Regions from separate parts of the Homo sapiens genome. Here region 2 is linked to region 1. A link is a loop called in an ENCODE intact Hi-C map of the cell type or tissue named here. Cell type or tissue: CD14-positive monocyte. All regions are shown on one strand. Each heading gives the region's core, and the rest is flanking DNA. Links, peaks and the distances in the headings are about the cores only.

Region 1 (13,276 bases), core at 2,315-10,314:
CCTCTCGGCCTGCCTGCCCTGCTTATGGCAGGTTTATGATGTTTTTCTCCCTCCTGAGTGGTGTTTGGCTTTTGGTTTCTATGGCGAAGCAGGAATTTCCTAATGGCCTGTTTCCCATCTGGGCTGGGCAGACTCAGTGATGACTCTGCCGGCAGCAGCAGCAGGAGGAAAGACACACCCCTCAGAGCCTCCATTCCACCTACCCCAGAGCCGACGGACGCCTGACCCCACACCCCACCAGAGGCTGTAGATGCCCAGAGGATGCGTGGATAGGCTTCTAGCTGGTCAATGTGTGAGGCCTGGCTTGCAGTGCTATAAGCTGGGCCTCTTTGAGCTGAGCTTCTGTAGGCCACGAAGAGGGTGGAAGATTAGGGAAGACACAGGGCTTCTCCTGCAGCCTCTCCAGGAACCAGACTAGAGAGGGATTGGGCAGCCGATGGGGACAGAAGCATATAGCCCTACCCCAGGAGGATGGCAGCTAGAGTTGTGGCTCATTGCCACAACAGTCACCATTGTGGTACAGGGGAAAGCACTGGAGTGGTGTTCTTCTACCTGCAGGGCACAGCCCAGAGCCCAGCCCCTCTTGATCCTGGCTCCCAGGCATGGTGGGCGTGGTAGGAGACATATCTGACCATCACAATTTCTGCCACAGGCCTGAGGGTAGGAGCTGGCCCAGTGCCCCTGATGACAGCAAGGCTCAGGCACACAGGATCCACATCGATCCTGAGATCCAGGTATGTACAGACACTGCCTGGCCTGGCCTGGCTCAGAGTGAGCCCAGGGCAGAGGGGCCAGCATGCAGGTTCACCTGCACTGAATGTCCTCACTGGGGCTCTCAGATACCCAAGACAGAGACTGAAGCAGAAGTTTTCTCTGGACCACATCCATACCCCATCCCATGTTCCTCAGATGATGAGCACCTGGTGTGGGCTCTGTCTCTACTCCGGGCAATCCTGGATTCTGGACCAAGGTGCCTATGATGTCCAGGATCTGGGCTAGGCCTTGGTTTGCGGCTATCACACAGCCAGCTGGAGTTCACTCTGGTGCTCAGTGATGCCAGACCAGAAAGAAGTCACTGTGCTTGCAGCGGGGGAGATTGGTGGCAGTCTCAGGCTGTGGAGTGACCTCAGGCTATGGGACACTCCTCTGAGTGCCCTATCCAAGCCTGAAGTTCTCTCCTGGCCATCCTGTGGTGCTTCTAGCAGAACTTAGGCTGCAGGCCTGTCTGCCCAGTCACCTTTCTGTGTGTGATAGAAGTCATATCTCTGGTCCTGTCCTCAAGAAGAGTGAGGGGGTCAGGCTATTCTAGGGCCTTGTTTTGCCATGGCATAAGGAGTAGCCAAGTGGGGATGACTGAGGTATCCAGAGCCATCTCTGGGCCACAGAGTTTGGGCAAGGAGACTGGGATGGTCTGTGATGGAGCCAGAACCATGGGACCCAGCATGTGGGACCATTGCCTCCTGGGCCTGCCTTTGTCCACCCTCTCAACATGAAAGAAAAGGGGCCAAGGCAGGGAGAGGCTTCACTGAACCAGAGGGAAGGATGTGCCCCAGCTTCTCCCTCACTATCTACCCCAATCCCATCTTGCTCTATTCCCTACCCTGCCTGGCTGGCATCCCTGGAGCCAGATGCTTACCACCTTCCAGGCAGTGCCCATTCTGGCAGGGGAAAGGCACTTAGAAGTTCTGGGCTAGGGGAAGCCAGGGGCCAAAGGAGCCCAGAGTAGTCACATGACTCAGACAAGGAGTCAAGGAGTGCTTCCTGGAGGAAGGGGTATTGAAGCCAAGACCTGAAGGGCTAGGAATGGTAAGGCAGGCAAAGGGGTATAGGGAGAGGAAGTGTGGCCCAGAGGTGAGGTCTTGCACCACAAGTTCAGAGAAAAGAAAGGTCCAGGGGAAGGGAGGACAAGATGGAAGGAGTGAGAGGACAGAGGTGAGAGATGAGGTGGTGGAGCAGGGCCACAGAAAGGCTCTTGGGCTTCTCTATCCTGGACCTCAGCTGTTCTTACAGGGATTCATGGCCACATCTGTGTCTCAGAAACTTGCTCTGATGGCCCCATGGACCCCAGACCTTAGGGGTAGGGGTACATGTTGCCATAGACAAATGAGCCAGGTTTGCCACAGGCCAGGCAGAGGGGAGCAGCAGGGTGTGGGCCTCAAGCTCATGCATGAGGCCCAGCCTCCCTCAGAGGTAGCAGTGCCAGGATGACGTGGTGGGGAGGGGGTTCAGTCTTCCAGGAGAGGCTCAGGGCCGGTGGGCCTGGGAGGCTGGCGACTGTAGAGCAGCTCCCCCTGCCCCCACACTTGTTCTCATTGACTCCCTTGAAGACCAGGCTGCCAGTGGCTCAGACTGGAGAAGGAGGGAGTTTCCACAAGCACCAGGGCAGCCCCTCAGCTGCTGCCCCACTTTTGTACTTAAAAGGTCATGGGCTCCATGGGTGGTGACAAAAACACCCCCACCCCACCCCTGCAGGGCTGAGTCCTTGCTAACACAGACACAGGGCCCATTGTCCCCATGCTGCTCCCACCCTCTGCCTGAGTGGGGGTGTTGGGGAGGGGGTGGAGCTAGCTGGAGCCATCGAGGAGGAGGAAACCACAGTTGGCCCTAGGACCAGCACAAGGTGCCCTGGCACACATCCCCGAGTGGGATGGGACAGGGCCAGCTGGAACTTCAGGCCCACCTTCCCTGTGGGGCGATAGGAGAACCTCCTTCTCTCAGGCCTCTTGTGGGAACACAGGAGGCACTTGGCCTAGCCCAGGGTGGAGGAAGGATAGTAACTTATTACTATCCTTCTGGGTTAGTAGGGTTTTCTGGAAGGAGTGGCAATTATGCTCAGAACCAGGTGATGGGGAGAAGCAAGTCAGGTGGAGCAGGCAGTCCTTGCACACTCAGCCTGTCCTCCCCAGACCAGCAGAGAGCTAGAACTGAGCCTCTAGGAGATGGCACCTGCTCATCTGGACTCAGCGCCTGCCTCCATCCAAGTTGAGTGTCCCAAAGCAGGTAGTTACCCCCATCCTGCTGAAAAATCCACTGAGGCTTCAACAACCAAGTGGGCAGCAGGCTGGTTCTCAGAGCAGAGGAGCATATGGTACGAGGTGTACCACCCACAGAGGGGGAAAATACAGGACTGGGGGCCCAGGAATTCCCCTGACAGCCATTCATCCAACAAGTATGTGCTTTATGCCAGGCACTATGCAATTGTCTTATTTCATCTCCACAAGGAACCTGATGTGGAAAGCATCACATTCCCCAGCTCATAGATAAAGAAACAGGTTCAGAGAGGTGAAGAGACTTGCCCAGTTAGGGGATAACCCTGGGACTCAAACTAAAACTGAGGTAGCCATGTGTGTCCTAGCCACAGAGTTCAGGCCTAGAGAGGCAGCTGCATGGGTGACCGTGGGAGGGGCAGTGGCTCTGATGGCCCTGCAGTGGACCCCTGCACCCTGCTGGGTAGGGGTGAGTGAGGGCCTCCTTCCTCCCAGTCCCAGTCCCTCCAACTCCTCCCTCCCACCAAAGCCTCTGCCCGGAGGCTGAGCCCCACCCCCACTGGCCACAGCCCATCTGGTCCCCATTAGAGGTCAGCCCTGCCTGCATGCTTGCCCGACAGACACACGTGTGAGAGCGCTCACGTTTCTCAGGGGCTTTTGTTGGGCCTGATGTGGATAGGGGTTTTCCTGTTGCTGCTGCATTGATGGGGGCCACCTGGGCAGCAAGACCCTCCTGTTTGTCTGTTGGGGTGGGGGAAATGGAGGGGGGCCCACCCAACTGCTGGTCTGCCTGTTCCCCAGGTTCCCACCCTACAAAAAGCAGGGGGTACTCAGGGCAGAACCCCACAGGCTCAACTATGCCTCAGAGCTTCCTAAGTCCAAACCAGGGTTCTTCCCACTACGATAGGCATCCTTTCCTGTCCACACTGGGCTCTCTGACCACACTGTAGAGCAGAGGAGGTTTACACGTCACTCCCAGGCTGAGGCTAAGACCTACCCCATGGCCTGGCCTCAGACATCATCCTAAAATCAGGCTGCTCTGGCTACTAGCCCAGTCTCAGCTATGGAGGCCACTATGGCCATTCCCAGGGTGACCAGTGCTGGCTCCAAGTCTCTGTAACCATGCGCATGTAGTTAGTTGTATGTAGGGAGATTGGTAGGTGCATATGTGTTGTCCTTATGTGTGTGTGTGTGTCTTTAAAGCATAATTGTGAGAGTGTGCATGCCCCTGTTTACATTGCTGTGGGGTGCTTGTGTGCACTTGCAAGCTGGGAACTGCACAGCTCTGGACTCTGCAGGGACAAAGATCCCCAGTCCCCACTCAGACCCCCACACACAGAGATACTGCCCTCTCCTCATGGCTGAGGGGGCAGGTTCAGGACACTCCCACCCAAAATGTTTCAGCCATGGGCACCAGGCTGGCTGTGGGGTAGTGGGGCAGAGAGCCTTGAGCCCTAGCCTGGTCTCTGCCCCTCATCTGCTGTGCCTGCAGAAGGCTACTCATTGTGGCCTGGAAAGCAGGAAATGGGGGACAGGTGTAGGCCCAGAAGGGGCTGACCTCACAATGGCACTCTTGAGCCTCAGCCTGCCCAAAGGGCCTTGGACACATGACAGTCAAGGACCCTTTCTGACTGTAGGACAGGAGTTACGTTTTTTGAGTTCCCAGCCATGGGCCTACCCAGTACCCACCACAGTTCAGGAAGGTGAGAAGGCTTGGCACCAGGGCCACCTCTGCCAGGAGGCCACATACTCTGCTGTAGCCACACAGACCTTAGGCTTCTTGGGATAGGCCTGCCCCAGTACTGTCCCTTCCTGAGTGGTGGTGGGCAGAACCACTGCAGGGCTCACAAGCCCAGGCTGAGTCTCAGCTGCCCAGGTTTTTGTGTCTGACTTTCCAAGGACGTTTCTCATTTCTGCAGGGGCATAACCAGTCCCCAGGCCCAGCCCTTCCCCAGAAATCCCTTCCCTGGCTGAGCACCACAGGCCAGAGATGCCGAAGCAGAGGAAGCCAACTGACATCCACCACCTGGCACAGCACAGCAGGGTGGGGGTGGGGTGAACAAGGAATGGCTGGAGGCCAGAGGGTCTCCCAGTGCCTTAGGCCTCTCTCTAATAGGACGGCAGCCCAACAACCAGCAGGCGGCCCTCAGGCACCGGGACTGGGCCAGAAGATGGCAGACCAAGCCTGGGATCTCCATATGGACAACCCCCTCGCTTTCCAGTCCCTCACAATGGCAGCAGCGAGGCCACCCTGCCAGCCCAGATGAGCACCCTGCATGTGTCTCCACCCCCCAGGTAGCACAGAGATGCCTTCGGTGCCATGCCCAGAACCCATCTTAACCCTTGATCCCTCAAATCTCACCCAGTCCCACTCTGACCCCTGACACTTGATCCTTGGGTCTTAGCTGGTTGCATTCTGACTCATAAGCCTTACCAGACCCCAAGTCCACAGGGTGAAGGCTGGAACTGCATCCCTTCCTCCTCTATTTCTTTCTCCCTCCCAGCGCTGACCCAGCCAGAGGCCTCCCGCGGAGCCGGGACTGCAGAGTCGACCTGGGCTCCGAGGTGTACAGGATGCTGCGGGAGCCAGCCGAGCCCGTGGCCGCGGAGCCCAAGCAGTCAGGCTCCTTCCGCTACTTGCAGGGCATGCTAGAGGCCGGCGAGGGCGGTAAGACGCCTGCCACCTGTCCCCATCTGCCTTCCCACTCCCTGCAGTGCCCAGGTTGCCCCCTAGCGACCCCACGTCCCGCCTCGCAGTCACCTGCCCTCTTCGGTCTCTGCGGCCCGGTCCCACGCCCTTGCTACAACCTTGCTACGCCCTGGCTTCCCGATTCCCTCTCCACCCCCTGTCGCTGCCCCTCACCCCACGCCCGCCAAACCCGTTCCCCAGTCTCGGGTGCCGATGGCCCGTCTGGCGCCCAACCAAACACCCCGCAGAAATGGAGTTCTGACCTCCTCACCCCGTTCATGCCACCTACGCTCCGGGTTTCAGGGGATTGGCCCGGGCCTGGCGGCCCCCGGAACCTCAAGCCCACGGCCAGCAAGCTGGGCGCTCCGCTGAGCGGCCTGCAGGGGCTGCCCGAGTGCACGCGCTGCGGCCACGGCATCGTGTGAGTAACCGCCCCCGCTGCCCCTCCCGGACCCTAGCCTTCCAGGGCCCTGGATGCGGGCGCAGTCGTGAACCCATCAGTCACTCGACGCTGTCCTGTCTCGTTCCCCCCATCAGGGGCACCATCGTCAAGGCACGGGACAAGCTCTACCATCCCGAGTGCTTCATGTGCAGTGACTGCGGCCTGAACCTCAAGCAGCGTGGTTACTTCTTTCTGGACGAGCGGCTCTACTGTGAGAGCCACGCCAAGGCGCGCGTGAAGCCGCCCGAGGGCTACGACGTGGTGGCGGTGTACCCCAATGCCAAGGTGGAACTCGTCTGAGCTGGGACCCTGCTCCCACGCCTGCTTCTTAAGGTCCCTGCTCGGCCGGTGTAAATATGTTTCACCCTGTCCCTCTAATAAAGCTCCTCTGCTCCACCTTGAACCTGTCACCTGGCCTGCCACCCTCCTGCGCAGGCCATGCATGGCTCCCGAGTACAGTAGTATCTGCTTAGGTGCCAGGCATGTCCTAGGCTCTGGGTGCAGTAGTGAGCAGGACGGGTACCATGCTGCCCTGAAGGGGGCCACAGCCTGGGTGGAAGGCAGACCTGAATCACAACGGGCCAGCTCTAGTAATACGAAGGTGAGGTCTGGGATGCTGCGTGCGGCGCGACGACAGGAGGTATGACCTGGGTGGGGTCAGGGAAAGTCTTAGCTGAGAACTAAGAGATGAGGGAGGCACAAACTCTGCACGGGGGAACTGTGTGTGCAAAGGTGAGCTGGGGGCGAGAAAGGCCTCTGTGGCCGTCATCGGCACTAGCGGGTTGGGGGTGGTGGTGGGGTGCTGGCAGCCTCAGGAGCGATCGCTCCCCTGGAGAGGGTGATTGAGTGTGGAGATCACCGGGGCCGCCGCGGGCCGTCTGCACTTCTGTTCCAGGTTTTTCTGGCATTTTCTGTTCCAGGTTTCTTCCACCCACGAGCACTTTATTCTCCTCCGAGACCCCCTTTTCTTCCCCTTCCTCTCTCCCCCACCAGGGGGCGCGCTTAAATTTCCAGACAGAGACCAGAAGGAAGGTTTAGAAAGAAAAGAACACTTGCCCAGGGCAGCTTTGCCCTCCAAGAGGCTCCCTCCTGTCTCTAAGTCAATTCCACCCCTCCTCGAAGTCCCGGCTTCCACCCCTCTCCTCAGAGTCCCGGCGTTTACCTCGTGGTGTGTTTGCCTTGGGCCTTTCATGCCCCGGCTGCACACATCGTCTGTGAATTGTGGCTGTTCACTCCCGAGGATGTGTCCTAGACTCCGGGTCGCGTGGATCTACCCTCTAGTTTACTTGCTCGGGAGAAGAAACTGACTCGTTTTATTTAGTGCCTATTTAGCGAGCCCAGAGTAACGTACATTTGTGCTGTTTTCAATTTTGTGCTATCGCAAATCACAAAAAAACTGTTATCAATTCACATTCATCATCAGCACGAGACCCATTTCCTTGTGCTCCTGCCAGCTCAGGATATTATGTTTCTTTTTTCATTTTTGCCAGTCTGTTAAGTAAAATGTCATATGCGTTTGTTTTAATTTGCATTTCTCTGATTACCAGTGATGAACATTCAGTTTTTGAGCATTTATGGTGTGTTTGCTGGGTGCCTAGCACTAAGGGAACAGAGTGGTCCTCACTCTCAAAAGAGCAGTTCTTGTGTAAGTTACCCCAAACCCTTCATGATTTTTTTCCAAGGCTTATTTAACTTCTTCTTAATGATTGGTAGGAACTTTTCCTAATTTTGTACGAATCTTTGTTACTGGATTCTGGTCATCTGATCTATTTCCCTGTTAATGTATAATTACTACTGTGTTGGAGTTTAATAGCCAATCTCTCCTCCTTGTTGGTCATTTACAAACCTGTCAAAGCTATTCCTCTACATTTCCAGTTGTCAGAAGTTGAGACTGCATGCCTCAGGCTCTGGAAAAGCAAACCTCTGAACTGTGACCAGGTTGCCCTGAATCTAGGGACTCACTTGGGAAGAACTGGCATTAGTCTTTTCCTCCAGAGAGGACTGTGATCTGCACTTCCTGTGCATTTATTCAGATGTTGTGTCTGTCTTCGCTTAAGTTTTTATTTTCCTTTCTTCTCATAGATCTTCTGTTCATGGTTAAATTTGTGCTAGAGATTCCCTCTTAAGGCTCCTTTTGCCTCCTCCCTTCCCTGAAGGAGCACAGTTCAGGGCAATGGGCAGGTGCTGATAGAGCAGTGAGGCAAGGTGGCGTCCTGGTCCTGCTGGTGACCCCAGATCATGTCTGGCCCTTGTCTCCTTTTGCTTCCCAAGGGGTCAGACTGTGTGCGTTGAGGCCCTGAGGGCGCCCCACCGTAGCGCTGCGCAGGTGTGCACGCACACACGCTCCCTGCAGCCACACCCAAATAGGGTGGGGTGGTGGAGGAGTCTGCCCTTGCCTGCCCACCCTGCCTCCGCTGACTTGGTCCCAGCCCCACCCAGTCATAGGTGGGAGAGGAGAGGATGACTGGCACCCAGGAAAGCAGGGAAGCATTATTAAGCACAGGAGTGGGTGGAAAAATACCGGGAGCCATGGGCCCTGGCCCCCACCTCTCACTCCCACTCACCCGCAGAAACTCGACTCTCCCACTGGCCACCACAGATCCACTAGCCGCTGGTACTCACCTTAATCCCATGACATGCAATAACCCCTTCCCCCAACAGAAACTACCACCCAAGAGGCTCCCTGCCACCATAGGCTACCCCGAGATCAACAGCTCCACCCCTTCAGGGTTGCAGCAACTACAGCAGCCCCTGCCTGGGCATCCTGGTTGGGGGTGGCTTGGAGGGCAGCTAAGGGGAGTGGCATTCAGAGCTGACAGCCTGATTTGTCCTTTCCCCAGCTTCAAGGCCCAGCCTCTACCCAGTCCCCCAGCCCACCTCGTCTGCCCAGGGGCCCTGAGTGTAGTAGACCATGAAAAGCTTGGGACAGGGTCCTCATAGGACAAGGTTTGTATGGCCCAGGGTGCCAGTACTGAGACAGGGGACATCAGAGTCTCTCTCCAGGAGGGGGAACCAGATCCAGGATCCCCAATTCACAGTGCTCCAGGCTCCAGCCTACCTGGCTAGAACCAACTTTCACTGTTGTCCCCAAACCTGCTACATCCCTCGAACCCCAGGGCCCAGTTCCTTACCTCAGGGGCTTTCAGACCAAAGACATGGATATCATCCTCTACACCCTCATGCCAGCCATAACATCCTACCCAGCACTGTGTCTAGGATTTTGCCTCCCAAGCATTTTTAGACCCATTTCAGGGCAGCTGAAGGAATCTCTCATTCCTTTGCTTCAACTCTTCCAGGGCCCTCAGGATGGAGTCCCTGGTCCTCCTCCTAACATTTAAAGTCTCCCTGACCTCAGGGCCCTCAGGATGGAGTTCCTGGTCCTCTGCCTAGCGTTTTAAAGCCTCTCTGACCTCGGGGCCCTCAGGATGGAGTCCCTGGTCCTCCCACTAGCATTTAAAGCCTCTCTGACCTCGGGCTGCTGACTACTTTGTCTCACCTCCTCTGCTACAGCAGACAGTCCAGTCCAGCATCCTCTGAGCTAGTCCACCTTTTCATAGCCCTCAGACCTCTGAAGCTCAAAATGCCTTTCTTCTTTTGTCATGGCTCAGCAAACTCCTACTCACTCTTCAAGGCCCAACTCTACTGCCCCCTCCCCTAGAGCAAAGCCTCGGCCCTGCCATCCCCAGGGAGAGTTAATAGTTTCCATCCACATGCCCTCCATCCCATCCCTTCCAGTTTTGCCTGGTGCCTCTGGCACAACCTGTTATCTCCTTGGTCAGACCCTGGCTCAGATTTACCTCTGTCCTGCCCAGCCTCCACCCAGGCCAGGAACTGGGAGGTACAGGGGTCCTGGAGAAGCACCCACCCTCACTCAGGCACACAAGCACACACACCCACTCACACATACACTGGGCTTCCCTTCCTCCCACTACCTTTCACCTCACCTCCAAGCATCCTGCCTGAGTTCTCAGTGGGAGGTAAGTCTTGGAGCAGGGGTCTTCAATCCCCAGGCCATAGACCATGGCCTGCTAGAAATTGGGTTGCACAGCAGGAGGTGAGTGGCTTGCAAGCGAGTGAAGCTTCATCTGTATTTACAGCCGCTCACTATTGCTTGCATTACCACCTGAGCTCCATCTCCTGTCAGATCAACAGTGGCATTAGATTCTCTAATTCTAGGATTCTAGGAGTAGGGATTCTAGGATTCTAGGATTCCAGGAGTATGAACCCTATTGTGAGCTGTGCAAGCAAGTGATCTAGGCTGTACATTCCTTATGAGAATCTAACGTCTGATGATCTGTCACTGTCTCCCATCACCCCCAGATGGGACCATCTAGTTGCAGGAAAACAAGCTCAGGGCTTCCTTCACCATACATTATGGTGAGTCATGTAATTATTTCATTATATATTACAATGTAATAATAATAGGAATAAAGTGCACAATAAGTGTAATGTGTTTGAATCATCCTGAAACCATCCCTGCCCTCCATCCATGGAAAAGTTGTCTTTCACAAAACCAGTCCCTGGTGCCGAAAAGGTTGGGGACTGCTGTCCTGGAGGGCACCTGCTCCCTCCTGCATCCTCAACCTCAACTCACTCAGTCAACTAAATATTTATTAAAAGGTCATGCACAGTGGCTCACGCCTGTAATCCCAGCACTTTGGGAGGCCAAGGTGGGGGGGATCACTTGAGGCCAGGAGTTCAAGACCAGTCTGGCCAACATGGCAAAACCCCGTCTCTGCTAAAAATACAAAAATTATCCCGGTGTGGTGGCAATCACCTGTAGTCCCAGCTGCTCAGGAGGCTGAGGCAGGAGACTTGCTTGAACCCAGGACGTGGAGGTTGCAGTGAGCCAAGATCACGCCACTGCACTCCAGCGTGGGTGACAGAGCAAGACTCTGTCTCAAAAAACAAAAATACCTATTAAGAACCTTCTATATGCCAGGCATTGTGTTGCACCCTAGGAAAACATTTTGAACGAACATGTAAAATAACTACAGGCTATAAGCAGTGCTATCAAGGAAATAAAGAAGGCATTACAGTAGAGCATAAGGGATTCTCTTCATATATGGAATCTGGAAAGGCCTCACAGATAAGGTAACATTTGGGCAGAGAACTGAGGTGGTAAGATATCATCTGTGCAGGTATCTGGGGGGATTACATTCCAGGCAGAGGGCACAGGAAATCCTAAGGCCCTAGGCAAGCAGTGACTGAAGTAGTATAAGTGAGGTGGCTGGAAGTAGTAGATGAGGTCGTCAGAGAGATGTGAGGGAGACAAGGCTGTGTTGGCCCTTGTGAGCCATTGTTCCATGGATAGCAGGACTATGCAAACCCAAAGGCCGAGAGAGCTGAGAAGCCAAAGAAAGAGGTTGACAAATCCATTTTCTCAGAGAGAAATATATAAGAGGGACTTACGAACAGAAGTGATGTCTCGAGTGGCTGCAAGACTGAATCCTCACACCAACCAGCCTTCCAGAAAGTATCCTTTATATAGCAAGCTCTTAGGGTAAAACATGTGCAGCTGGTCCCGTCTTCAGACTTTCTTGCCAAGACTCGTGACCACTGGAGAGGTTAAATAAGCATCTTTATGAAGAGTTTTCTATTCTACAGGCATTGTTTAAAGATCTTGCTGATGAATATCTTGGCATCTAGGGGTCAAACATTGGTCATTACGGTGGTTTTGGATCAAGTGGCCTGGAACAGTGGCCCACACCTGTAATCCCAGCACTTTGGGAGGCCAAGGCGGGAGGATCTTTCAAGGCCAGGAGTTTGAGACTAACCTGGGCAACATAGCGAGACCCCCTCTCTAGAAAAAATAAAAATGAAAAAAAAAATAGCCAGCTGTGGCGGCATGCACCTATAGTCCAAACTACTCAGAAGGCTGAGGTGGGAGGACCCCTTGAGCCCAGGAGTTCGAGGCTGCAGTGAGCTATGATCTTGCCACTGCACTCGAGCCTAGGCAACAGAGTGAGACCCTGTTAAAAAAAAAAAAAAGCATCATTCTTGCCACGCAACAGGCTGTTCTCCTACAGCCATGGTAAGGACTTTGACTTTTACTCTGAGATGAAAAGCCAGAGGAGCGGCATGACCTGGAATTATGTTTTAACTAGGATCACATTGTCTGCTGTATGGAGAATAGGCCCTAAGGGGCAAAGGTAGACGCAGTAAAACCAGTTAGCAAGCATGACTGCGTTCATCCCTAACTAATTCCAAACTAGCCCACTCTCCCCAGTCCAGACGCCACTGTCTCATGCTGAACAGTGTAAGGGCCTCTGCCTTGTCTCCCTGTCTCCTGCCTGGCCCCTCCCTCAATCCTTTCTCTACATAACAGCTAAAGGAGGTTTTTCAAGTGCAATTCCCTGTCAATCTTGCCTATTATAGTTTCCATGGCTCCTCACTGCTCTTAGGACAGAGTCTAAATTCCAAATCCCAGCTCACAGGGCCACATGAGGTACACAGCCCCTGCTGGCCTCTGTGGACAACTTGTGCCTCTGTAACTCTCATTGTGCTTATCTGTAAGTTCAGCCCCATCAAACTCTCCTCAAGACTCTTGCAGGCTTCCTTGACCCTCCAAGGAGGTTGAAACACAAATGGAGTCCTTTCTGGTTCTCTGAGTGACAAGCTTTGTTATTTGATACTTTCCTCCTAGAGAACCAAAGAAAGGGGTGAAGGTAGGCGGAGCCCAGATGCAGCTTCAAGCCAGCCCTCCCTTCATGGCCAAGGACTCAGCCCCTCTAGGGGGTGTGCTAGCTTGGCCCTGGGCTCACAGCCCTTGAACTGCTGAGTTGGATGGGTGGGAGCAGTGTTGTGACTTGCACAACACCATGATGCCCAGAAGCCTGGGCTGTGGGCCCTGAGTCCCTCTGCCCCACCTGGGGAGTGCCCCACCTCCCCTCCACCTCTGGGTGCCCCTGTCCAGCTACGTGCACTCCAGTGCTATCCTGGACAACTCATTCTTACCCAACTTCTTGTCTTGCACCCCAGGCCGACCCCTGACTTGCTTTTCATGTAACTTCCTGGTTTATCATTTTCTCACAGAATAATCTGTCTTTCTAACAACATTCCCACAGCACCTCTGAATGGAGGTGGAACCTCTAAAAAGGTTTAAGGGTAGTGAAGAGGTTTCTCTAATAAGCAAGCACTGTCCTCCTGTGTCCCCTC
Region 2 (15,652 bases), core at 2,888-10,887, 50 kb after region 1:
ATCCCCGGTTCTATAGAATGGGCAGCACTGAGATCTGCCTTTTTAGTGGCACAGGGTGATTCTGGAGCCTCCAAGCCTCCCCTGTGTGAGCGGGTGAGGCAGGGAGAGCATACCCCAGGCTTCCTACAGGAAAGGGCTGCCCTCCCCCGCCGGCTCTGACACTATCATCTACTCTCCTCCCAGTTCCCATGCAGCATGTGGTCCCACATGCAGGGTGAAGAAGGGTAAGAGGGCCAAGGGGAAAGTAAGGCCATGGAAGATCAGTCAAGCCAGCCAGTCAGTAGGTAAGACCCTGGGTGCAGCAGCCTCGCTATCAGCTGGGATCCAGGCCTCTCAGGGCTTGCTATCAGCCTGGGGCCAGGCCTGTTATAGGGTGCTCTGGGAGCCTCTTCATGGTAGTTTTACTCCATTGTGCTCTGCAGGAAATTACTGGCTTTTGTATCCTGGTATGAGACTCGTTGTGTTGGGTTCTCAGGTCTGAAAGTTTAAGTGTCCCTGAAAACCAGCCTGCTCTGGAATGGCTGGACGCCCCAGTCAGCACCTGGGGTTGGGGGACACAGTACAAAGGCAAGGTGGCTGCTAGCTTCCCTACAGTGCAGCAGTGCTCTCTGGTGTTTCTGGGATAAAATAGCTGAATTCCAGGTTGTATTTGACTAAAATAAACCAAAGGGTGTGGTCTGGGCTGAGGAGTTTGGTAGGTGCCTTCGCTTCCACCCTCTGGCCCTAAGGAAGGGTTGGCAAAGCTCTGCATGATAATTTCACATTAACTTGGGAAGCCAAATTACTCCCACTGTCAAAGTAGTGCAGAAATGAGTCCTTGTTTTGTGCTGCTTTTAAAAAATGATCAAGGCTGCCACAGTCGTAGCAGACTAGAAAAGAGAAAGAAAGAACAGTGCTACCCTACACAGCATAAAGCAGACATGCCTGGAAGTGATGGTGTTGCCGGAATGATGCTGGTTTAGGAGGAAATGACCACTCGGGACCAAGGACACTAACCCTACCCACGTTCCAGCTCCCCTCACAATCTCCTACTGTTGCCCAGAAATAATGCCCTCCACCTGTCAATAGCCTTCTGGGTAGAATGCCATCAGTATCCTCTCTTATCCCCCATAACTAGCTGCTTAAACACAAAAAGTGTTTCTGTATTTAATAACACAGAAAAAACTCTTGACTGATTCATTAATTCAGTATTTTTCAGTACTTCTAACATCAACCTCCATGTGACATTTCTTTGGGCATGCTGAACCATTTAAAGCTTTGCTTCCTCTGATGTCTAGAGGTTCCTCCTTTTGATAGGTGTGTAAGTGATGGCATCTTCCTTTACAACTCTGGCTACCAGGAAGCTCAGGCAAATTTGAAATTTAACTACATCAATGATGCAGCTTTTACCAGCCACATATATATATATTTTTTACTGTTTTTAAATTGAACAGTTGAAATATAATTTTGTCTTCGCCTGTTTAGGATGCCGTAACAAAATCCTATAGGCTGGGTGGTTTAAACAACCAAAATTTATTTTCCACAGTTGTGGAGGGTAGAAGTCCAAGATCAAAGTGCCAGCAGGGTTGGTGTCTGGTGAGGGTTCTCCCATTGGGTTGCAGATGGCTGCCTTCTCCCTAAGTCCTCACATGGTCTTTCCTCTGCGCAAGTGCTCAGAAAGAGGGAAAGCAAGAAAGAGAGAGTGAGCCATAGAGAGCTCACTCTCTGGTGTCTCTTCTTGTAAGAACACTAATCCTATACCCTATCAGGTCAGGGGATCAATGTATGAATAATAGAGGGACACAAACATTCAGTCCATGACAGATTTGCATACCATGATATTCACACTTTTAAAGTGTATAATTCAGTGGTGTTTAGCATATTCACAAAGTTGTACAGCCATCAACACTATCTAACTCCTCATCACCCTGAAAAGAAACCCTATACGAATTAGCAGTCATTTCCCTCTTCCCCTCGCCCCTGGCAACCACTAATTTACTTTCTGCCTTTAATGGATTTCCCTATTCCGCACATTTGATATAAACAGAATCATATATTATGTGGCCTTTGTGACTGACTCCACTTGTTTTCAAGGTTGATCCATGTTGTAACATGAATTAGTATTCCACTGGATGAAGACAACACATTTCGGTCATCCATTCATCAGTCATTGAACACCTGGGTGTTTCTACTTTGGGGCTGTTATGAATAATGCTATGAACATTGGAGAATAAGTATTTTTGTGGATATATGTTTTTAATTCTCTTGGGTATAAGGTAGGACCTCTGCTGGGTCCTATGGTGATTCTATATTTAACCTTTTGAGGAACTGCCAAACTGTTTTCAAAATAGTCAGCTGCGTATTTTTGATCTTTTCACCAAGGCACAACTTTTTACTTTTCTTTATATCTTACTTTAATGTTACCATTATTTTATTGTATTTAAATTTGAAGTTGCCTCAAAATCTCCAAGGGATGAGCTGGCATATAAATACGTAAACATGATGCAGAAATTTGCTGGCATACCTTATTTGCATTGCACCGTAAGAGGGAAGAACTGGGGAGACCCAGGGAAGAGCAAGAACTTACTCCTGTCTATTCACAAGGAGCTCACTGCCTGGTTGTGCCTCTGCAGCCAATGCAGCTGTCACTGTGGACATGGGGACATGGGTCAAGGGAGTGGGGCACATATTGCTGGGTATACACAGAGATAGGAAATGTTACTTTTGACTGGAGTGATTGGTGCAGACAGAGGGGAAGCCCTGAGCAGGGGAACATCTGTTAAGCCCTGAAGAGGAGTTCTGTCTTCCACTGGGCCTTTTTGGATCAAAAGCATTGTACTTTCCATCACTCCCCTGACATGTAGCACATTTCAACTGCTTGATCAGGATAAAGAATAACTATTACTGAGCACCTGCCACATGCCAGACACCCTCCTAGGCACTTTGCATACATGATCTCAGTCTTCATAATAATATCTCCATGAAAGACGGCTTATCACAGTCACTCTAGTAGCAACTCAGCATCAAGGAACCCAGGTTCTCCCCGTGCCAGATGGAGGACACTCCTAGCCCATGGTTCCTGGGTCTCGCCTCATATCCTGGCAGCTGCACTACAGTCTTGTTTCTTGAGCTGGGGTCTACTGAGAGCCTATGTTGGTCATTTATGAAGGTGCATGTCCTGCCTCTGTGTGGAATGGGCCCAGCGGTTCCTGGGGCAGGTACTGCTCTACATGGAAGGCAGCCTGGCCCTCTCTGAGTCACTCCCTCTTGGAGAGAGTGCTCAGATTCAGAGGGGTGTGACAGGTGGTGGGCAATACTCCTAGGGCTATGCTGGCCCTCATCCTAGCCAGGTCATGTCCCTTTGGCTTAGATGTCAAAGTTTCACTCCCAGGAGAAACTCAGAAGCCCAGCCAGACCAAGACCAACCAGGCTTTGCCCTAGAAGCAAAGCAGGCAGAAGAGGCAGATAGAGCATAGGGGGCCAGGACAGGGATCCCCCGTCAGCACAGCAGGAGTCACTGCTGTGTCATCTGTTTCACTGCCACATGGAAAGCTCATGGCAGCTGCAGGCCATAAAAGATCTGTGTAATCAGGGTTCTCTCCTAGCATTACTCAGAGGGGTCTGGCTGGCTTCCAGTGACAAGCCAAGGAAGGGAAAATGTAAATCCACTTCTGAAAGGGGGATAAGGTGGGTGGATCACCTGAGGTCAGGAGTTCAAGACCAGCCTGGCCAACATGGCAAAACCCCGTCTCTACTAAAAATACAAAAATTAGCCGGGCATGGTGGCAAGCGCCTGTAGTCCTAGCTACTTGGGAGGCTGAGGCAGGAAAATCGCTTGAACCCAGGAGGAAGAGGTTACAGTAAGCTGAGATTGCACCACTGCACTCTGGCCTAGGCAACAGAGCACAAGTCTGTCTCAAAAAAAAAAAAAAAAAGAAAAAAAAGAAAAACTGTAAAAATGACAGCAGGATATGGCCTTACCCATCTCCCCTCATGTCTCTACTGGACTCTCAGTTGAAGAACTGCTTTATAAGGCCAAGTCATGCCCCCAGTAATTTTTTTCTTGGAAGGTAGACCAGTATCCATAGAGCAAATAAGGCTTAAATCCTGGTGCACCACTTATTATGTGCATGAATTTAAGCAATTGGCTTTAACTCTGAAGTCTCAGCTAATTATGTGTAAAGTAGGAGGAATATTAGCTTTTGTTTTAGTTTTTGTTTTTGTTTGAGATGGAGTTTCGCTCTTGTTGCCCAGTCTGGAGTGCAGTGGCATGATCTCGGCTCACTGCAACCTCTGCCTCCTGGGTTCAAGCGATTATCCTGTCTCAGCCTCCCGAATAGGTGGGATTACAGGTGCCTGCCACCATGCCTGGCTAATTTTTGTATTCTTAGTAGAGACAGGTTTCATCATATTGGTCAGGCTGGTCTCAAACTCCTGACCTCAGGTGATCTGCCTGCCTTGGCTTCCCTAGTGCTGGGATTACAGGCATAAGCCACCGTGCCTGGCCTGGAATATTAGTTTTTATATAACTGGTGTGAAGGGTCAAAGAGATAATATATGTAAACACTTAGCCTGGAACCTGTCTCAAAGTACCTACTCAAAAAAATGCTAGCTGTGAAGATGGTGATCCTGTTTAAGGAAGGGTGACTGCCTAAAAGAGAGCAGAAAGTAGGACTAAAAAGGAATTATTTCAATTTGTACCATCCATGCTGTCCACAGGAAGGCAAAGAGAGAGACCTACAAAGTCTCTGTCCCCAACATGCACTCTGCAAAGTTATATAACTGTTCTGGTCTGAGACCCATGCTTAGAGAGGGAGATTATCCAGGAACCCAGTAGTATAACTTCTCTTTTCTTAACAAGGTCATGAAGGTAGGAGAAAGCTCCTCTGGCCTCACAATTCTACAAGATTCTCACTTGATCCTGCGCCCTTTCTCTTTTCCAAAATCAAACCCTCTGCCACTGAATCTCTGCTTAAGAATAAAGCACCTTCTATTTATTTCCACATCACAATCACGGCCAAGGGGTTTAGAAACCAGTGCATAGCAGGAAGGTCATTAATGAGGTCAGAAAAGACCTGGAAATCATACTCATGATCCTCAAAGAAGTCAGGCCCTATCCTTGGAAATGGGTTTATAGGCTGAGCAATGCTCTGGGTGGTTAGGGCAATTGTCTCCAACATGGGATGCAGGAGGCACAAAGTACTGGCTGTTTCTATCAGTCCAGGTTTTTAAATGGCCTCTTGAGAGGGACCCACTGAGGCAGATCTCTCAGTTATGAACAGTGAAGGGGAATGAGTGGGGTGGGATGGGAACAGATAGGTGGTAAAATGAGAAACCAGCCAACATAGTAATTTTGCTGCTTCTCTGGAATTAGCTCTTAATCCCTTAGCCTGTGCCTAGGGCATATAAACATGACTGAGAAAATCTCTCTTAAAAGGCAAGCATGAATGACCTTTGAATTATCTGTTTTGTATCTTCCAGGCCACTTCTCTATAGCATGGGCAGATCCCCAACAAAAGGCAGAGCCATTGCCATTGGTCACATCTCCGCCCCAGGTGTAGTGAACCAAGGGCAGACTCTGTGGAAAGGGCCCAGAGCTCCGTGACAAGAGAAGGAGCTTTGTTCTTGGACTCCCATCTGGTGCCATCTCTGCTCACTGTGGCACTGAGCAGAGCAGAGGCCAATAGTCGCCTGCATGTCCTTTCCCAAAAAGCAGTGCCCGCACCAAGCAGTCATGGGCCTTTCTGCTGTTCAGGGAAAGCACTGTGAGTTCAATGGGTGTGTGGACAGGTCTAGGGCTGCTGCCTGCAGGGGCAGCAGAACAGCGCCTGCTTTTCTTTCCTTGGTCCAAATGGACTGTGGACTGTGTCTGCCTGGGCTGATCTCTGGGCACAGCATGCTGCAGGAAGGCCTGTCTGTGTACCTCCAGAGCCAGCTCACTCCAACTGATTTCTCAGGGCTCAGGCATGGGTAAGTGTGCCCTGAGGTCTTGGAAATGATGAACTCTCCACTGCTTCCTGATGGGCCAATGTCTGTTTATTTACAGTTCAGAACTGTTGGAAAGGCTACACACACCTTGACCCCACATGGCCCCTCAGAAGAGCCACTGCTTGTCTCCTGAAATGCTCTCTCTGCTTCTCATGTTGGGGCTCTTATTTTGGAAATGTGGCATTCTCAGAAGGGATTAGCTCTTGGGGCTGGGCATGATATTTTTATGACATGGAATGGCCTTAAAATAAGTTGGCCAGGCGCGGTGGCTCATGACTGTAATCCCAACATTTTGGGAGGCCAAGGCAGGTAGATCACTTGAGGTCAGGAGTTCAAGACCAGCCTGGCCAACATGGCGAAACTCTGTCTCTACTAAAAATACAAAAATTAGCCAGGCGTGGTGGTGCACGCCTGTAGTTCCAGCTGTTCGGAAGGCTGAAGTGGGAAGGTCACTTGAGCTTGGGAGGCAGAGGTTGCAATGAGCTGAGATCACGCCACTGCACTGCAGCCCGGGCAACAGAGGGAGACTTTGTCTCAAAAATAATAATAATAATAATAAATTAATTAAAAATAAATAAATAAATCTATGGCTCCATTAAAATCTCATAGAAATTCAACCTTCTATAAGTTGCCAAGTCTTGGATCACGTCCCACCTTCCTCTACCCTGACCATGCCTGCTCTGGGCCATGAGGCAAATGCCTTTCCCCTTTTCTAAGTGGTGATAGTTTGAACTCTAACTGCCACATAATGATATAAAAAGCAAATATTAAAGTGAGTTAATATGCTAATACTCCTCCCTTGTTTTGAACAGGAACAGAAATTCTTGGCAAGTCAGTTCGTATTATATTCTCTACATTAGGAGTGTGCACATTTTTTGCAGTTGGCTATATGCTGCTGCCACTGTTTGCTTACTTCATCAGAGACTGGCGGATGCTGCTGCTGGCGCTGACGGTGCCGGGAGTGCTGTGTGTCCCGCTGTGGTGGTGAGTGTGACTCGTCCCCAGACAGGCCCTCTGCTGCGGGTCAGCACACCTGGAACACACCTGGAGCCTGATGCTGACCTAGCCTGGGCTTGCATGACCTCCACGGAACTCGCGGAGGCCAGCTTCCAAGCCGGGAGAGTTTTTGCCTCATTGTGGGTGGGCCTGTGTGCTGGAGTTTGAGTCTCCATTGTCCTAAAAAGCACATTCTCAGGATTCCAATCTCTTCCTTGATACCAGCCACTCCTGTCTGTTGCTACTTGTTATTTGTGGAGCTGGTGGTGTTGGATTTTGTTGTTTTTAACTCTGCCCCCTGCTCTTTCATCACTTTTCTCTCTCTAGAAAAATCTCACTCTATCCAACTAATGTAATTCTTCAAGCTTCCCTATCATATAACGATTAGCATCTATGAAAGGGAAGCCTATTTATTAGCACTATGATAGTGTGCCTATTTATCTGCTATGTCTCGAAGAGTGAGAAAATTACTTTTTATTTAATAAATTGTTAGAGAAATGTCCTCTTCTCTCCTCCCACAACCTCCCAACTCAGTTTTAACACAACAGTTATAGGAATAACAAAGTTTGAAGATTCTGGCCTCAGTCTTGCCCAATATGACTATCTGGGGGATTTCAGGTGAAAGAATAAATTAAAAATCATAGAACAAGGTGTCAGACATACCCTCTTTTTGGAGATTTCCTGTTCCTTTGCTTTTTCATATTTAAGCAAGAGAAAAGGAGATTCCTTCCATTGGTGGGTCTGGTTCTGTCTCTCTCTCATTCTCTTTCTCTCTCATTAATTCTTCTTTGTTTGATTTCATTATATCAAAGTCAAATCTTCCAGCACTGACTGGTTTCACCGAACTGCATAACTTCTACCTGCTTACACATAACACAAGCTTCTTTGACCATTTTTTGGAACTCACAATTTAGACTAGACCTCATGGTTGCCCTGTCCTTTGGATACCTCCTGACTGGGAAGCTGTCTAGGCCTTTATCTTACTGCAGCTGTTAGGCAGTCATAGAGGTTGACAGGCAGGCCACCTGTCTGACGAGATAGCGCAGGTCAGGTGGGCTCACTCTAAGCCCCTGTATTCTCATGACCTGTAAGAGTGCTGTGATTTACTAGTGTAAATTATTGGCATGAAGTGTGCAGGGGGAGTTGACAGTTTGTTAAAGGTTATGTATTATTCTGATTTGCAACATTCCTCTGGAACCCTGTCTGAGGACCGGGAAACCCGGCCTGAGGAGCAGTGAATAAGGGCTGGCCATTATCTACATAGCTGTGCCTCCAAGGAAAGCATCCCAGACTTACAAGAGCAGAGCAATTTTCTGAATGAGAGTAATTATCATCATCATCATCTGTCCTTCTCTCCACAACTCCCTTGCTAGCTGAATTTATTGGAAAAGATGTTAGTGACTAAGGTTCTCTCAAGACACATGACAAGATTATTCAAAGGTTCTTTTCTGCCTCTTCAGCTGAATGGTTTTAATAAACTATGTTCTCTGGCTCTAGTTGTCATTTTGACCTAAGAGACCAGTACTTTCAAAATGTTATAATTAGCCAGGTATGGTGATTCACACCTGTAATCCCAGCACTTTGGGAGGCCAAGGTGGGAGGATCACTTTAGCCCAGCAGTTCAAAACCAGCCTGGGCAACATGGCAAAACCCTGTCTGTACTAAAAATAAAAAATTAGCTGGGTGCAGTGGTGAGCGCCTGTAGTCCCAGCTACTTAGGAGGCAGAGGTGGGAGGGTCCCTTGAGCCTGGGAGTTCAAGATTACAGTGCGCTATATGATCATGCCACTGCACTCCAGCCCAGATAGAATGAGATGCTGTCTCAAAAAAAAAGTTATAATCAATCTGATTAAGGTATGATTCTATCAGAGAGAAAGAGAGAGAGAGAATAACAATATAAAGCCTCTGATGGGCTGTACAGAGATTAGTAGGGATGGGATCTTTGCCTCGGGACCATATGTCACAGCGAGGAACGAACAGCTCTGATCCATTAGCCCTCCAGAGTCAGCCTCCAGAGTTTCCAGCAGAGAAGGTCCATCCCACAGGGAGCCTGCTCACTGTGCCCTAAGGAGAGCTTTTTCTTCTATTCCCCAGGAGCTGGTCCATGAATGCTCCTGGCTGTGGGCATACTGTACCAGGGACAGGACTTGCCCCAGACAGAGGCCAGCCTGGGACCAGCACTGACAAGCTGAGTGCTCCCCCTGAACATTTACCAGTGGTCTTACCATTTTCCTATAAAAGAAAATAGCTTTCTTCTGAACATCCCATCCTTGCAGGTGGGTCTTCCCAAAGGGATGCTCATCAGTCTAGTGGTTGGGGTATGGAGGGATGCTTAGAGCTGACATGGACCCTGCCGCCTGCTCAGTATGAGACAAGCTCTCCAGCAACACCTCACTGCTGTTTAGTCTGAATTCAATCTACAGAGAGATTATAGTGTGCTACCTCATTTGGCACTCCATTGACTTTTGAAATGATCAGCTAGATTTGAGATTATGTGCACCAAAAAAAAATCAAAGCAATTCAAAACTAGAGATACCAGTGGCCCTGAGTACAGTGGGCTAGAAATGGGAGGTAAACCTACATAGAGGCACTGCTGGTGGTTTGGGGGACTTTTTATGTCCCAAGTTTCCTTTAAAAGGCTTGGCAGTAAGTGGCCACAGGTGTGAATGGAGTATGTGTATAGGCGGTGGGGATGGGGTAGGGAAGCAGGCCATAGATGCAATGTGAGGAAAGCTATGCAATTTCTAGCTGATTAAACATTAAGAATCTGAGGCCAGTGGTCTGTAGAAAAAAAGGTAGGATATTTCTAAGCATAATCTGGTTGGAGAAAGATACTGGCCCCATCCATGAGGTATATCGTGGCTGTGTAGTAAGATCTCTAATTCTGCACTAATATAGTAGCCACCAGCCACATGCAGCTATTTAAGTTAAAATTAATTAAAAGTAAATAAAATTGAATTTTCATTTCTTCAATCACACTAGCTCAATAGCTACATGTGGTTAGTGGGTGCTGTCTTAGTACAGATACAGAACATTTCAGAAGTTTCTATCGGACAGCACAGTTCTAATTACTGAGAGTCAGTGACCTAACATTATTGTAGTTCCTATAGGGACCCACTAAAGGCATATTCTGAAAAATGCAAACTAGGCTCATTTTTCAACTCATGTGCTATTAAGCTGGAGAGGGGACCTGCTGGTTGGTCATTTGTTTTGCTCTGAGCTAATTCCTAGTGTGGGTTTGGGGCCAATTAACTACACAGGACTCTGTGTCTGCTACTTATAATTTGTTGTCTAGGCTAAGTAAGTACAGATGCTCTTTGACTTATAATGGGGTTACATCCCAATAAGCCCATTGTAAATTGAGAATATTCTAGGTCAATACACCTAACCTACTGAGGTAGGAGGCCAGACACGACTCCAGAGGCAGGGCTTGGACACTGGACCAAATTGAGGACCAGCTAAAACACAGCCAGGGCAGAAGACGCTTTCCATAAGACACGCCCACCCGTGTGCCATGTCAGTTTACTGTTGCCATGACAACACTCAGGCTTTATTGCCCCTTTCCATGGCAATGACCCAATGACCCAAAAATTACTACCCTTTCCCTAGAAATTTCTGCATAAACTGACCTTTCATCTACATGTAATTAAAAGTAGTTATAAATATGAGTGCAAAACTGTCCTGAGCTGCTACTCTCTGCCTGTGGGGCAGCCCTGCTCTGCAGGAGCAGTCACGGAGCTGTAACATTGCCTCTTCAATAAAGCTGTTTTCTTCCACCTCCAGTTTGCCCTTGAATTCTTTCCTGGGCAAAGCCAAGAACCCTCATGGGCCAAACCCCACTCTGGAGCTTGCCTGCCCTGCATCCCTACCAAATATCATAGCTCAGCCTGACCTACCTTAAACATGCTCAGAACACTTACATTAGCCTACAATTGGGCAAAATTTTCTAACACAAAACCTATTTTATAATTAAGTGTTGAATATTTCATGTAATTTATTAAATACTGTACTGAAAGTGAACAACAGAATGGCTGTATGTATGAGCACTCAAAGTAAGGTTTCTACTCAATGCATATCATTTTTCTCCTATAGTAGAAAAATCATAAGTCGAACCATCATAAGTTAGGGACCATCTGTACTGACAATAGGTAAGGAAAATGAGAGCTGACAGGAGAATGGCTAAAAGATTTTGAGAAATAAAAATTTAGAAAGAATAGAAGCCCTATTATTTGCAACTGTGTTTGAGCATCAGCTATAAATGGGAATAGACTATGTAATTTAAAACAATAAGCTTTTTTAGACATTAACAAAAAGACAACATTGGGGCTCATCTCCCAAAAGCTGGTTTGGGCACTCGCTGATCTGGGAATCTGTTGAAAGCCATGGGGGCCCCACACAGGCGGGTGTCAGTGCCCTCACTTTCTCTTTTGACTAAAGGAAACGATCAAGAACACAGGTGCCCTGGCCATCCTTTTCCCAATAAACTGTGAACATCACCAGCTGGGACACCAGCAATTCTCCTTAGGATGGACCCACTGCAAAGACAGTCTCTTCTCTAGGGGAACTTATAGTCTAGTAGCTATGTTTCTTTTATGAGCCACACTACCTATAAGTTTTGGATGAACTTCTCCAGAGCCCTGGCTCAAACATGCCCATAGTTAATGTCACCCCTTATGGTCTGGTCCTGGTCTCAAGCACAACTGATGATCGGTCTTATAATTTGATCAGAAGTTTGAAACTTGAAGGTGGTTTTATTTATTCCTATGCTCCAATAGAAATCTTATGTGGACTCCCTTTAAAAAGACAAACTAGAATTTTACAAAATTAAAACTATTTGGGGGAAACTCAGATTTAATAGTATCCAGCCCTGCTGTTGTGAAAAATTATTAAATATTAAAAATAAATTATAGGTTCATTCCTGAATCTCCCCGATGGCTGATATCCCAGAGAAGATTTAGAGAGGCTGAAGATATCATCCAAAAAGCTGCAAAAATGAACAACATAGCTGTACCAGCAGTGATATTTGATTCTGTGGAGGTAAGCATTTGCAGATGTTTCCTCTTGAGATCAGCTATGCATTCTTGATTTTATGGAATTTAACTTAATTCAATATTTGTTAAGTGCCCACTATGTACCAGGCATTGCACTAGGCCTTAGGAACACAATCATGATTAAATTCTAAGATAAAATCCACCTTAAAGGGCTGTTTATAAGAATTAAATGCAATAATATATGTAAACTGCTTAGCAAATAGCAAGCGTTCATTAAATATTAGTTTGCTTTATTTTGCAAGTTTATCATCAACTTTCTATTGGCATTGCTCCAAACCACTGACACAGCTATGTACTGATGATTTTTAAATGTCCAGATTAAGTGGAAAAATATGTTTCAGGGCTAGTCCACCCTGGGTTCTCCACTGTACCCTGAATCTTACCACAGACTGCTGAGGAAGCTATGCATGTCTTTAGTCTCACTCTGTGTCATGTCTAGAACCTTAAGGCCTGAAAGCACAGGCTTGAGGATTCACCCTTGAAAGCTGGTGGCCACAAGGAAAAGCTGATATTCTGTGGAAGCAGCCACACCTCCTGACAGTTCGTGAGGATATGCAGTGTGCCATGCCCTGTGCTGGCTCCTAGAGGAAATAAGAAAAGACACAGCCCAAATTCTAAAGGAACATAGAATGTAACTAAGATTGGCAAGAGGATTAGATAAAAAGATAAAGAATGGCATAAGGGAGGAAATGGTAAGTATCCAAGTAGAGACACTGTGTGCCAGCAATACAGAGAAAGATAGCAGGGTGGCCCATGGCTGGAGGCAGGTCCAAGCCAGGGAGGACAGCAGGACTCACTTAAATGAGTGGAGAGGATGGGGCAGGGCATTCCTGTCTAGGAGATAGGTAGGAGTCTGCTCAGGACACCTAAAAAAGACTGTGGTGGCTTCAGTAACATTATACATGCCCTGCACCAAAGCATGTAGTACAGAAAGCAGAACTCTGTAGAGGACGGTGGGCATGCCACTGCTCACCCCCACGGCTTCCCCAGTCCCTGGCCTTCAGGACCTTTTCCAGAAGCAGATACTCTGGCTATGGCTAGAGGCTTAGACTGGCCATGAACTCAAGCTCTCAGAGGGCTGCCAGGACAAAACATCCCTTAATCCTTTGCCCTTCAAATCAAGAAGTCCATTTCAAGTCTCAGTCAATTTAAATGGATAAAACAACAACAACAACAACAACAACAACATTGGGAGTGTCTAACACTTCTGCCCTTCAGGGCTGTGCTGGGGTGTTTATCGGTATTTATCAGCTAGGTGGCCTGATTCCTATCTGTGAAACTTAGAGTCTAGTTGTAGGGATCTACCTATGTGGATGACAGCAATCATAAAATAGATATGAGATATATAGTTATGGACAAATAAGAATATAGTTCAGTGTTAAAACACATGGTTCTGGCAGTGCCTTTATATATATATATATACACACACACACACACACACACACACACACGCATATATAAATGTGTATATATATGTGTGTATGTGTATATATATATATATATATATATATATACACACACACACTTTAAAAAAATTTTGAGTCTCACTGTTTTGCTCAGGCTAGAGTGCAGTGGTACAATTACAGCTCAATGTAGCCTCGACCTCGACCTTCTGGGCTCAAGCAATCCTCCCACCTCAACCTCCCAAGCTGGGACTACAGGCACTTGCCACCAAACCCAGCTAACATTTTGTATTTTTTTTTGTAGAGACAGGGTTTCACTATGTTGCCCAGGCTGGTCTCAAACTCCTGGGCTCAAGCAATCCTCCTACCTCAGCCTCCCATAATGCTAGGATTACAGATGTGAGCCATCATTCTCAGCCTGACAGTGCCTTCTTTCTTCCTGCCATGATGCACATCTAGCCTGAACTGGACAAACCCATTAAGGGAAAGGGGGCTTGCGCTTTCCTGAGGCCTGGTCATCTCCCCTGCTCACCTCCCGTAGGATCCTCTTTAGGAGGATCTGCAGAGCCCTGTGCCAGCAAATGCACCCTATTTAGAATGATATTGAAGAGCCTACCAAATGCCAGGCACTGTGTTCTGCTCATTGCTCATGCTTTTTTTTTTTTTCAAAAAAAGAAACTAAGGCACAGCGAAGTTAAGTAACTTGCCCAGGATCACACAGATGTTAAACTGGGATTTGTGACCTAGTTCTCCCAGGCACCAAAGTACATGCTCTTAACAACTGTGATTTTTCACTTCATGTTACAGGCAGTAGCATTAACTTGGATAGGAAAAGATATAGAGTAGAGTATTGTCTTAGAAAGCAATCTCAAGCATCCTTGGCTTCAGAAGAAGCACCTTCAACCTGCTTCTGGTACCTGATCCAAAGACATTTTGGTGGCTCCACCCAGGCCAGGGACAACCACTGGATACAAGCATATTCTTGTTCTGAGGTTTCCAATCCTGGCTGCTCATCACAATCACCCAAGTGCTTTAAGAATACAGATTCTCAGGCCTCTGTTTAAAAGAGTCGAAGTAGGCAAGCCCAGGGAGGAACCTGGCAACCTGCATTTAAGAAGGGCCCCGTGGAACCACCAAGTATTAGCACAGGACTGGTCCACAGGTCCTGTCTGTGTGCACCACCCTGGAACCCTCCAAGAAGATGTCTGGTTCCCACTAGTTTATGCAGTGGCTTTGCTTTGTTATAATACCAGGGTTATTCTGCTGGGGGCATGTTCTGGGGCTCTACAATCCAAATAGTGCAAGAGAGAAAAGGCAATGTGGCTGTGAGCTGTGTAAGTGTCTGATCATTCCTAGAAAAAAGGACACTCACATTTGGAGAGGACCTGCTGTGAAGGCAGGCCTGGCACTCCCACTTCTTCATAATAAAAACTCCTCCATCAGTCTCTTACTGCGCATGCACTGTAGGGCCACAAAGTCACAAAGTCCTGGTACTTCATCCCTGAGAGATTCCCCACCTCAGAGCCTAATAACTTTTATGTTAGTTTCAATTCTAATCAGCTTGGTTACCTTGATTCATAACTCATAGCAAGTTAATATCAGCAAATTAAAAGCAAAAGAATAGGCCGGGCGCAGTGGCTCACACCTGTAATCCCAGCACTTTGGGAAGCTGAGGTGGATGGATCACCTGAAGTCAGGAGTTTGAGACCAGCCTGGCCAATATGGCGAAACCCCATCTCTACTAAAAATACAAAAATTAGCCAGGTGTGGTGGCAGGTGCCTGTAATCCCAGCTACTCAGGAGGCTGAGGCAGGGGAATTGCTTGAACCTGGGAGGCGGAGGTTGCAGTGAGCTGAGATCGCGCCACTGTACTCCAGCCTGGGCAACAAGAGTGAAACTCCCTCTCAAAAAACAAACAAGAAAATAAATATAAATAAAAGTAAAAGAGTATAAACCCATTGATAGCAGTAAGGATTTGTCACTGACCGCTGATGGCTAGCCTCTTTTCCTCAATGATACAGTAATAATAATAATAGTTTAAATTTACTGGACATTTACCATGGTTCAAGCACTGTGCTAAGCTATATATATATGATCTCATTTAATCTCTCAACTCCCAATTAATATACCCATTTTATATAGCAGTAAGCTGAAGTTCAGAGAGGATCGTTACTTGCCCAAGGCCCGCCAGTAAACTGAAGTCTGTTCTGATGCTAAATGACTACAACAAGAGAAG

Evidence for each region. A loop is a pair of places that touch in the nucleus more often than their neighbours do. Peaks named below come from ENCODE experiments on the same cell type or tissue, not always from the same donor. Only the 100,000 strongest peaks of a DNase experiment are listed, where the experiment ranks them.
Region 2: a loop joins it to region 1, with 2.9 times the contacts of the local background. A loop is called at or near these places in 4 of 110 quality-filtered maps.

Annotation. Positions count from the first base shown.
Region 1 is chr5:132,265,812-132,279,087 of GRCh38, forward strand. It overlaps PDLIM4 (PDZ and LIM domain 4), which reads left to right. Exons shown (of 7, transcript NM_003687.4): 3 at 653-734; 4 at 5,104-5,282; 5 at 5,492-5,655; 6 at 5,980-6,097; 7 at 6,214-7,643. The coding sequence ends at 6,418. It overlaps LOC124901063 (a long non-coding RNA gene), which reads right to left and starts at 11,939. Exons shown (of 2, transcript XR_007058934.1): 1 at 11,896-11,939; 2 at 11,586-11,677. RefSeq lists enhancers at 2,461-3,004, 3,016-3,095, 3,186-3,295, 4,469-5,357, 6,305-6,806 and 4 more and silencers at 7,101-7,190, 11,405-11,699. In CD14-positive monocyte, for the core only: CTCF peaks have their summits at 7,054 and 7,258; a DNase peak (open chromatin) is centred at 7,130; H3K4me3 peaks cover 1,231 bases.
Region 2 is chr5:132,315,405-132,331,056 of GRCh38, forward strand. It overlaps SLC22A4 (solute carrier family 22 member 4), which reads left to right. Exons shown (of 10, transcript NM_003059.3): 4 at 6,780-6,951; 5 at 11,873-11,999. The region is part of intron 7 of MIR3936HG (MIR3936 host gene); the gene reads right to left. Among named protein-coding and RNA genes, the nearest start is that of SLC22A4, 29 kb to the left of the region's middle. RefSeq lists enhancers at 5,796-6,296, 6,453-6,971, 6,972-7,490. In CD14-positive monocyte, for the core only: no CTCF peak of the experiment used is centred there; no DNase peak of the experiment used is centred there; H3K27ac peaks cover 1,206 bases.